Regions from separate parts of the Homo sapiens genome. Here region 1 is linked to region 2. Evidence: read pairs that join two places in POLR2A ChIA-PET (ENCODE). Cell type or tissue: GM12878. All regions are shown on one strand. Links, peaks and the distances in the headings refer to the core of each region. The heading gives the core; the rest is flanking DNA.

The links. ChIA-PET counts read pairs that join two places held together with the same protein. Peaks named below come from ENCODE experiments on the same cell type or tissue, not always from the same donor. Only the 100,000 strongest peaks of a DNase experiment are listed, where the experiment ranks them.
Region 1: POLR2A ChIA-PET joins it to region 2 with 7 read pairs; 3 of 35 experiments call an interaction of 5 or more read pairs at or near these places.

What each region holds. Positions count from the first base shown.
Region 1 is chr15:89,228,878-89,234,256 of GRCh38, forward strand. No RefSeq gene overlaps it. Among named protein-coding and RNA genes, the nearest start is that of RLBP1, 10 kb to the left of the region's middle. In GM12878, for the core only: no CTCF peak of the experiment used is centred there; no DNase peak of the experiment used is centred there.
Region 2 is chr15:89,164,593-89,169,971 of GRCh38, forward strand. The region is part of intron 5 of ABHD2 (abhydrolase domain containing 2, acylglycerol lipase); the gene reads left to right. Among named protein-coding and RNA genes, the nearest start is that of RLBP1, 54 kb to the right of the region's middle. RefSeq lists enhancers at 2,674-3,873, 2,783-3,152. In GM12878, for the core only: no CTCF peak of the experiment used is centred there; DNase peaks (open chromatin) are centred at 2,889 and 3,279; H3K27ac peaks cover 2,242 bases.

The DNA of each region.
Region 1 (5,379 bases), core at 160-5,159, 64 kb after region 2:
AGTGAGACCCTCTCTCAAGAAAAGAAACAAAAAACCAGTTTAACTCAGCATTTCCCAAATTTATGAGCCAGTGCAACCCTTTCATGAACAACTTTGGAACCATTGTTTCTCTGAACATGCTTGGGAATCACTGATAGCTGTGGTCTGTGGAAAGAATCTAGGAGAAGCTTGGAGGGAGAAGACAGCTCTGCTAGGGGGAATTAGGAAGGGCTTCCTAAAGAAAGTGATTTTCAAACTAACAAAAGAGCAAAAGTTTCACCAGGGAGACAATGTGGAGAAATGGAGTAGGTGTCCCTGAAAAGGACTCCCAGACAGTAAACAGCACATTTAAAAAATATGGAAAAGTAGGAGTTTGGGTGGTTTGGAGAATTGCAACTATGTAGTATAGTTGGAGCCTAGGGTTTGGGTAGGAGATAAGTGAAAAGATGAAGGCAGTGGCCAGATCCTTTAGGCCCTAAGATGCTATGTTCCACAATTCAAAGAATTCTGTTTCAATGTAAATATAAAATAAAATTTGTTGAGCACCTACTATGTACCAGGCCCTATGCCAGGTACTGGGGAAATGTTGCTTTATAAGACAGGGAGTCTTATAAGGGAGTGCCAAGTGCTATAGGGAGGTCGAGACGGGATTAAACCTGTCCACAGGATTTAAAAACAAGAAGGCGGCTGGGCACGGTGGCTCACGCCTGTAATCCCAGCACTTTGGGAGGCCAAGGCTGGTGGATCACCTGAGGTCAGGAGTGTGAGACCAGCCTGGCCAGCAAGGTGAAACCCCATCTCTACTAAAAATACAAAAATTAGCTGGGCGTGAGATGGGAGGATTGACAGCCTAAGAGTTTCAGACCAGCCTGGTCAACATAGTGAGACCCTGTCTCTAAAAAAATAGAAAAAATAACTTGATGTCGTGGCTTGCACCTGTGGTCCCAGCTACTTAGGAGGCCGAGGCAGAAGGATTGCTTGAGCCCAGGAGGTCACAGAAGGGAGTGCCAAGTGCTCCCGCCACAGGTGCCTGTAATCCCAGCTACTCAGGAGGCTGAGGCAGGAGAACTGCTTGAACCTGGGAGGTGGAGGTTGCAGTGAGCCGAGATCGCACCACTGCACTCCAGCCTGGGCGACAGAGCGAGACTCCATCTAAAACAAACAGACAAACAAAAACAAAAAACCAAGAAAGCTGCCATGATCTTGGCCACAGCTGTTTTGGTGAATTACCAGAGGTAAGAGAACGGCAGAGGAATGAATAGGAGATACAGAAACACAGAGAAAGACAATAGATGGCTCCTTCAAGAAATCTGGCTGAAAGCAGGTGAGAAAGAGGGCAGTAACTGTAAGGGAAGGGGGGCTCCAGGGGGTTGTTTTGTTTAGATGGATGGGGAAGACTTTTCTATCTCCTCCTTTATTCTCCATAGATGATCTCACTACTTCAAGGGGGCTAAAAATAGGTGCCCTTAGATGGGAACTTGGTTTTAACTCCTCACCACCAAAGGAGAAGATGTGTTTATGAAAGGGCAGCTGTAGAAAGTTAGAGGTTAAAGACCAAGGTCTGAGAGGGGTGATAGTAAGGTCCTCGCTGAGAGGTGGAAACCTTAAGCAGCTGTCTCTGTCTCTCCAGCAGAGGGACCAGCCTCGGCCGGGAAGGTGGAACACCCTCCACTGTTACAGGGAGCTGGAGGAAAGAACTAGTGCTGAGGACACTGAGTTTAAAGACTTGACGGTGGGGAGCTAATGCAAATTTCCATCTGAGGGCAATTATTTTTTTCTCTCTTTTTTGGGGGTGTGGGGGCGGGTCAAGTACAACTTCATGAAGAAAGGAAGGATAAACTTACTGGGGAAGATTATCTGACAGTGCTGAAGGCCCACCTGAGACTGGGGCACCCACTTAAACACACGTTACTTCTCAAGCACAATCCAGCAGCTGAAGTATAGCTCCAACAAGAGAATAGAGCTGGCTTCATACAGGGTTAGGGTTTGCTGAGTGAATGGGATGGAAAGAAAGGCAAAAGGGGGCAAAAGATAGGAGCAGTCGCTTATGCCTGTAATCCCAGTAATTTAGGAGGCTGAGGTGGGAGGATTGCTTGAGTCCAGGCATTTGAGACCAACCTGGGTAACATAGCAAGACCCCTTCTCTACAAAAAGTAAAATTAGCTGGGTGTGGTGGTGCGTGCCTATAGTCCCAGCTACTCAGGAAGCTGAGGTGGGAGGATTGTTTAAGCCTGGGAGGTTGAGGCTACAGTGAGTCATGATTACCCCACTGCACTCAGCCTGGGCAACAGTGAGACCATCTCAAAACAAATAAATGAATAGGCCAGGCACGGTGGCTCATGCCTGTAATCCCAGCACTTTGGGAGGTCGAGGCAGGCAGATCATGAGGTCAGGAGTTTGGGACCAGCGTAGCCAACATGGTGAAACCCCGTCTCTACTAAAAATACAAAAATTAGCCAAGCGTGGTGGTGGGCACCTGTAATCCCAGCTACTCGAGAGGCTGAGGCAGGTGAATCGCTTCAACTGGGGAGGTGGAGGTTGCAGTGAGCTGAGATTGAGCCACTGCACTCCAGCCTGGGCAGCAGAGTGAGACTCTATCTCAAAAACACAAAAAACAAAAACAAATGAACAAACAAAAACGGCCAGGTGCAGTGGCTCATGCCTGTAATCCCAGCACTCTGGGAGGCCAAGGCGGGCAAATCATGATGTCAGGAGATTGAGACCATCCTGGCTAACATGGTGAAACCCTGTCTCTACTAAAAATACAAAAAAATTAGCTGGGTGTGGTGGCATGCTCCTGTAGTCCTAGCTACTCGGGAGGCTGAGGCAGGAGAATCGCTTGAACCTGGGAGGCGGAGGTTGCAGTGAGTCAAGATCGCGCCACTGCACTCCAGCCTGGGCAACAGAGCGAGACTCTGTCTCAAAAAAAAAAAACAAACAACCCAAAAAATATAAATAAATGAATAAATACATAAATAAATAAATATTGCAAAAATGTGGTTTAACTATATAACCTTGGAATTGAAGATGAGGAGTCAGAGGCAGTGAAGATTAGAGAACAGGTAGGTGAGAGTAGTTGAGCAGGCTAATTGGATGGTTGAGAGGTTGCTATCTAAGTAGTGATTTGGGAGGTGGCTTGGGGTATGACCAGGAGAGTGAGTGGCTGAGGTGACATGGAGGAGAAAGTCATGGAGGTGGAGAGGGGAGTGGCCAAGAGGCCACATGTAGGATGAGAATGATCTAGGATGACAGCAGAATAGGGGCAAAGTAGAAGATGGAGAACAGGTATCCACCTCTCCACAGAAAAGGGCTGAGATGGCATCTCAAAGGCCCAGTTTGCTGATTATTTATAGACCAGAGAGGTCCACTAGATTTGCAAATGGGCCAGTATTTTTTTAACTTTTTATTTTGACATAATTTCAGATTTACAGAAAAGCTGCAAGAATGGTGCACAGAATTCCCACATGCCTTTCACCTAGATGTTAACACTTCATGTTTGCTCTTTCATTCTCTCAATATATCCAAGTGTATTTTTTTCTAAACTGTTTTAGCATTAAGTTGCAGACATGATGCCCTTCTACTCCTAAATACTTCAGCGTGGACTTCCTAAAAACAGGGACATTCTCTGCTTTGATCTGAATGCTTGTGGTTCCCCTAAATTCATACACTGAAATCCCAAGCCCCAAAGAGATAGTATTAGGAGGCAGGGGTTTGGGATTAGTGTCTTTATAATAGAGCACCTGAGAGCTGCCTTGCACCTTCCACCTTGCAAGGACACAGCAAAAAGGTGCCATCCATGGGAAAGTGGCCTTCACCAGATACCAACACTGCTGGTGTCTTGATCTTGAACTTCCCAGCCTCCAGAACTGTAAGAAATAAATTTCTGTTGTTTAGAAGCCACCCAGTCCATGGTATTTGGTTATTGCAGCCTGAATGGACTAAGATTCTCTTAATTAATCATGGTGCAATTATCAAAATCAAGAATTGAACAGAGCCGAGATTGTGCCACTGCACTTCAGCCTGGGTGACACAGTGAGACTCCATCTCAAAAAAAATAAAAAATAAAAAATAAACAAAAATGGCCGGGTGCAGTGGCTCACGCCTGTAATCCCAGCACTCTGGGAGGCCGAGGCGGGCAAATCTTGAGGTCAGGAGATTGAGGCCATCCTGGCTAACACAGTGAAATCCCATCTCTACTAAATATACAAAAAAATTGAACAGTAACACCATTGGATAATCTATACGATTTAATCAAATATTGCCAATTGTAAGGGGCCAGTTTTTATGTATTACTTTCCACCCTGCTTCTTTTCCTTTCTCCTTTTATTCCTCTTCTCTTCCAGGCCTTTGAGAAACAGGGAACAGATTGGGAGAAAAGAGCTAACACTTTTGTGTTTGTTTTGAACTTTCTATTTTCAAATGATTGCAAATTCACAGGGAGCTTAAAAGAAACAATATATCTTTTATGTCAAAATTTGGGTTTTGAAATTTCACGTTTCATTGAGATAATTTAAACCCATATTTTTCTAAGGCTATACTAATGATTTTGCATCCATTTAGCAAATACTTATGAAGCATGGCCAGGCGCGGTGGCTCACGCCTGTAATCTCAGCACTTTGAGAGGCCAAGGCAGGTGGATCACGAGGTCAAGAGATTGAGACCATCCTGGCCAACATGGTGAAACCCCATCTCTACTAAAAAATAGAAAAATTAGCTGGGCTTGGTGGCATGCACCTGTAGTCCCAGCTACTCAGGAGGCTGAGGCAGGAGAATGCTTGAACCTGGGAGGTGGAGGTTGCACTGAGCCGAGATCACGCCACTGCACTCCAGCCTGGTGACCGAGCGAGATTCCGTCTCTGCCGAGACCAGCTCAGTCATGGAGACCCTAACCCAGTGGTGCTAGAGGAATTAAAGACACACACACAGAAATATACAGTGCGGAGTGGGAAATCAGGGGGCTGACAGCCTTCAGAGCTGACAGCCCCGAACAGAGTTTGACCCACATATTTATTGACAGCATACCAGTGACAAGCATTATTTCTATAGATTATAGATTAACTAAAAGTATTCCTTATGGGAAATAAAGGGATGGGCCAAAACAAAGGGGTGGGCTCTGGCTAGTTATCTGCAGCAGGAACATGTCCTTAAGGCACAGACCACTCATACTATTGCTTGTGGTTTAGGAACGCCTTTAAGTGGTTTTCTGCCCTGGGTGGACCAGGTATTGCTTGCCCTCATTCCAGTAAACCCACAACCTTCAGCGTGGGCATCATGGCCATCACAAGCATGTCACAGTGCTGCAGAGATTTTGTTTATGGCCAGTTTTGGGGCCAGTTTATGGCCAGATTTGGGGGCCTGTTCCCAACATATTCCCCCTTGTTGCTTTTGCAAGATGATAAA
Region 2 (5,379 bases), core at 146-5,145:
CCTGATAGAACATGGTGAAACCTCATCTCTACTAAAAATGAAAAAAGCCAGGTGTGATGATACACACCTGTAATCTCAGCTACCTGGGAGGCAAAGGCAGGAGAATCGCTTGAGCCCAGGAGTGCAGTGAGCCAAGATTACGCCACTGCACTCCAGCCTAGACGACAGAGACTGACCCTGTCTTTAAAAAAAAAAAAATGGCAATAATATAAAAGTGCATGGCATAGAGTCCAGCAAATACCAGTAAACAATAACGATTATCATCTTCATTGGCCCTTCACTCTAACTTTGTGTTTTCTGTGAGCCACCTTAGAGGAGAAAAGGTAAACATTTACTTGAACTGTTAAATGACCTTACCTCTGCATCCAGTTCATACAGTTGACCTCATGTGAACTTTGGAATTTCTGCAAGGACGAGTTTAAGAACCTGCTCGTGTTGAGCATAAAATTCTTCCTTCTTTGAGCTCAGTCTGAGTTACAGCTCTGTGTACAGGGATGTCGGCTGTGGTGATTATTCTGCAGTATGCAATGCTTGCTTTCCAGCTGGACAACCTTCAGTATTGGCCTCTTGGCCAAATCTGTTTGGGCCACACGCCTCCAGCTCAAAGCCACTGGCTTCTATATACAGAGCCAGCCCTTAAAATCAGTACTGGAAAGAGTTTTTACTGTAGTACATGCTACATTTTAACCTTCTAAAAAATGTTTTTTTTTTTTAAAAAAATTCCTCACACTTAACTTTTGTATAGTTCATAAATTCTTTAAACTGGAAAATACTAAATATGTCTCTTTTGATAAAGACATTAGCTAACCTGAGTAAAAATAAATGTGAAGAACACCTACAAGAGTAAAGTTTACCAAACTGTCTTAAATTTCTTATTGTGCCAAGCGAGGTGGCATGCACTTGTAATCTCAGCTACTCAGGAGACTAAGGCAGGAGGATAGCTTGAGGGTAGGAGTTCAAGACCAGCTGGGCAACATAGCAAGTCCTTGTCTCTAAAAAAAAAAAATTTTTTTAACTAATAGGGTACTCTACTGGGTCAGGCCAGGTAAACAACCCTGTCATGTGGGTGAGGTCAATAACACTTGGAAATCAAGGAAGATGAAGAAGTCATGAAGATTTTCTTGAAGTGTATTTATTATAAAGAGCCTAATCTTTAATCGAGGCACTGCAGCAGTAGACATGTTGGCTTACTCTTTATTGACTTAATTGACCTTCTAAACTAAACAATGTTTGGAATGTGAGTGTTTTTGTCAGTGATTCTGTAGGGGCCCAGTGAATTCAGGCAGCATTCTGCTTCTTCTGTCTCTCTTTGGCCGAGTGCCTTATCCCAACAGTCCAGTATTCATGTTCAGAGCAAAGAAGAGGTAGATCAAATCCACTAGCCAAAGAATAAACTGAAAACCAGAATTTTCCAGCTTGTGCTTATTCTGGCCTCCATATCATACCTTCATATCTTGAAAGTTTTATCACCAGAAAATCAAGAGCCAAGTAACAAAGGATCTTATTAGTTTGATCTTGATTTAAAGAGAGAAAAAAATAGGATTAAAAACAATATCTTCTATGTCAAGTGAAAGGAATAAAAATAACCTGGCTCTGGCTCCCCAAAGGTAACGAGTCCCTTAGGATCATGAGCCTTCTAAGAACTTAGTACCCATCTCCCACCAAAACACCAAGCTGGGGCATTTGGCATTGAAAATGGCCTCGAATATTTAAATTGCTTTTTTCCTGTGAGTTTAAACAGGGAAGAAGTGGGCCCTTCCCTTATTTCTAAACTCTTGACTCTCGGGCATTAGACATCAAGCTGTGAGGAAGTACGTGAAATCACAGCATTGAATTCTCTTGCTGGGAGGAGGAAATCTTTAATGTCCAACTGGGTTTAATACAGGAACTTTTTTGTTTTTTAAACTATCTTTTGGATTAAGGCTGCAGTGAACCGTGATCATGCCACTGCACTCCAGCCTGGGTGACAGAGTGAGACCCTGTCTCAAAAACAAAACAAAAATTATCTCTTGGGCTGGGTACAGTGGCTCACACCTTTAATCACAGTGAGACCTCATTTCTACAAAAAATAAAAATAAATTAGCTGGGCATGGTGGCTCATGTCTGTAGTCCCGGCTACTCTAGAAGCGCTGTGCCCAGGAGTTCAAGGCTACACTGAGCTGTGATCATGCCACTGCACAGCCTGAGCTACAGAGTGAGACCCTATCTCTTAAAACAAACAAACATATATACAAACAATCTTTTGGAACCTCAAGGTAAGGTCAGAAAACTTGGTCTTGCTTAGAGGACGGGACTTCAGTCTTAGAAGGGAGGGAGACCCCATCTCCCTCCATCTAATTACACATTCCAATTGAGACACTTTTGAGAGTAAAAAGGGACTTTATTAATAACGTTATAATAATTCATAACTTTATTAATAACTGCATCAGAACAATACATTCCAGGACCCTCTTGGAGAGACTAGGATGTAGGGTTACCTACCTTTAGCATGCTGTAGAGATCACCCATGATCCAAGACATCTCACTGTAAGAGCTTCAGGCAGTGATTTTTAAGGAACTTCTATTTTGTTTTTACTGCTTAATATCTTACAATCTTCTATTAGATCATAAACATAGGTGTTTCGATAAGCTTCTCATATCTACCATTTTCATTGGTGTAGACTCAATTTTGAATTGTATTCATAGTTATGAATTGTGTTGCCTCTGCATTAAACAGTTGAGTTTTATAATGGCAGAAGGGCACAATGGGAAGGGAGGAGGAAGAGATGGGTGAAGGGAGAGAGAGAATGTGAAAGTGAAGGTAGTGAGTTTGCAGAACTCAGACATCGTAGTAAAACACCTGGCAAGATCGTCTGCTGAGAGCCAGGGGCCAGGAGCTTCAGGAAGTGTGTCAGGGAGTCATATCCAAAGCAGAACAGTGGCCAAGAGTGGTGAGTTCTGCACTTTCAGGATGATATCTGAATACTTAAACCTTTAGCCATAAGAGGGCAGTTTTAGGCATCCTATACCTGGGGAAACAAGGCTGAAAACACTCATTTTTTAAAATCCTTATTTCAGAGATAAGGGCAAGGCCAACTAATTTGATAGCACAAAGGGGCCTTAACTTTATTTCTACAGCTATTGTATTCCTGGATGACTCAGCTTTAAGATAGTTTCCCCTTGACTTTAAGAAATGACTCACATACTTTTACTATGGAAGTGACAGGGGCTGCTAGGCCCCTAACCGCCCACCTGTCAGCGAGCCATGTTAGCTTAACTGTATTTTTCTCTTAGGCTAAACTTAGTGGGAAAGATATTCAAGTACCTCTTTCATGTCCCCTGCTTACTCATGCTGGCGAGTACTGTGTGCCTTTATTCCAGACGATTCAAACTTCCTTCTTATCCACCTGACATTTTGTGGCATATCCACAGATGCCATGCATGGGCCTGGCATGGAACATACAGAGATGACTCAGAGTCTCCATCCACAAGGAACACCAAGTCTCGAGTCCCTGTATTTTAGCCTATTTAGTCATGCTAGTGTCATTTGGGGAAGTGGCTGTTGAAATAATAGCTTTCAGGCAGCCTTTGCCTTGTCCTTCTTTAGGTGTAGGGGCTTGAGAAAAAGGTGAGGGGTCTTTTCTGTTCCCAGCAAGTTGCCTTTCCAAAATGGCCGTGCAATACTCATCTGTCTAAGGCCCAGCTAGTGTTTCAGATTTCATCTTACTTTAAAAAGCGGCAGCAAGATTATATAGTTACCTAGTGCTAATCCCATAAGAATTAAATACATAGAGCCTCATTTAAAAACAGATTAATGTAGCTGTTAGTAATAACAGGCCAGGGAGAGGCCCCAGGCACTAAAGGTGTTTGGTAACTGACATCAGGGGAGGTCCCAGGAGGACCTTCCAGAAGGCTGATCCTGGAGCTGGGCACCATGTCTTTGCCCTTCCCTTGCATGGGAGAGGTGGCATCTCTTCACAGAACATCCAGCAGTCTGTCTGACATCAGGCAGGGTTGGCCCTTTATCCAGATCAGATGTGTTTGGATTTAATTAAATTGAGGCTCCCAAAGTGCCTACACAATTAGCTGTAATTGCTCCTCAGTAGTGTAGCAAATCTGAGTTTTGTAACTGTCCCAATGACATCTGAACATCTGCTCTAGGTCTCAAATAATTAGTCTCAAACCTGAGTAATGATAGATGGGTCTAAAAGGAATCAAAGCTGGGTGCAGTGGCTCACACCTGTAATCTCAGCACTTTGGGAAAGGAAGCCAAGGTGGGCAGACCTCTTGAGCTCAGAAGTTCGAGACCAGCCTGGGCAACATAGTGGAACCTCCCAGGCAAGTTCGCCCATCTCTACAAAAAATCAGAAATTAGCTGGGTTTGGTGGCATGTGCCTATAGTCCCAGCTACTCAAGAGGCTAAGGTGGAAGGACGTCTTGAGCTTGGGGAGGTCAAGGCTGCAGTGAGCCATGATCATGCCACTGTACTCCAGCCTAGGGAGACAGAGCGAGACCGTCTCAAAAAAATAAGAATAAAAATAATAAAAGGAATCAAATGGTTGGGGGGAGTAAGATGTTTAATAATTGAAGCATAAATCTCTGGAGTACTATTACCTAAGTAGATTTGTGATATAAGGCAAGGGGCTTGGGCTTTGGGGTTGACATGGTCCAAAGTCTAGCGTTGGACTTTGAGTAGACACGGTCATGAGTAGACATGGCCCTACTCATTATGTGAGGGTGGACAAGTCATTTCATGTCTTTAAATCTGCTTCCTTGTCTGTGTTTAAGTTCCTAGAAGAGAGGCTGAACACTGTACATCTGTTGTTTCATCCATTCATTTAGGTAACACTGATTGAGTGCCCACCAAGTATCTGGCCTCACAGATACAGTGGTGAACAAGAGCAAGAATATCTTTGCTTCATGGAGTTTATAATCTAATAGAGTCTCATTCAATGTTGGAACCAAACATAAAGATATAGTTAGCTAAGAGATGACAAAATTAGGCAGAAACCTTAGGAAGCGGTGGAGAAGTAAATATTTAATAACAATTTAAAATAAGTTTCTCAGTACTATTTCTTAGGCAGGCAAATAATGTCCCCAGCACAAACCATTGCTCCAGCATGAGTGATATGTTGGGTGTCTTTAGCATTGTCGAAACTGGCCTGAGGAAATGTAAACATCTTTTTTTCCCTTATTTTTTTGCTAGATTTTAAAACTGGTTAGATTCATATTTAAAAAGAAATAAATACACATGAGAAAAACAGTCAAACTGTGCCAAAGGCTACATACAATGAGTGAAACTAGATCTTTTTCCTACCCTAGACCCCCAGTTTTTCTCCCCAGGAAATCAATATCTGCTGCAATTTCCCAGTGAATATTCAGTCAGATATGTGTGTATGT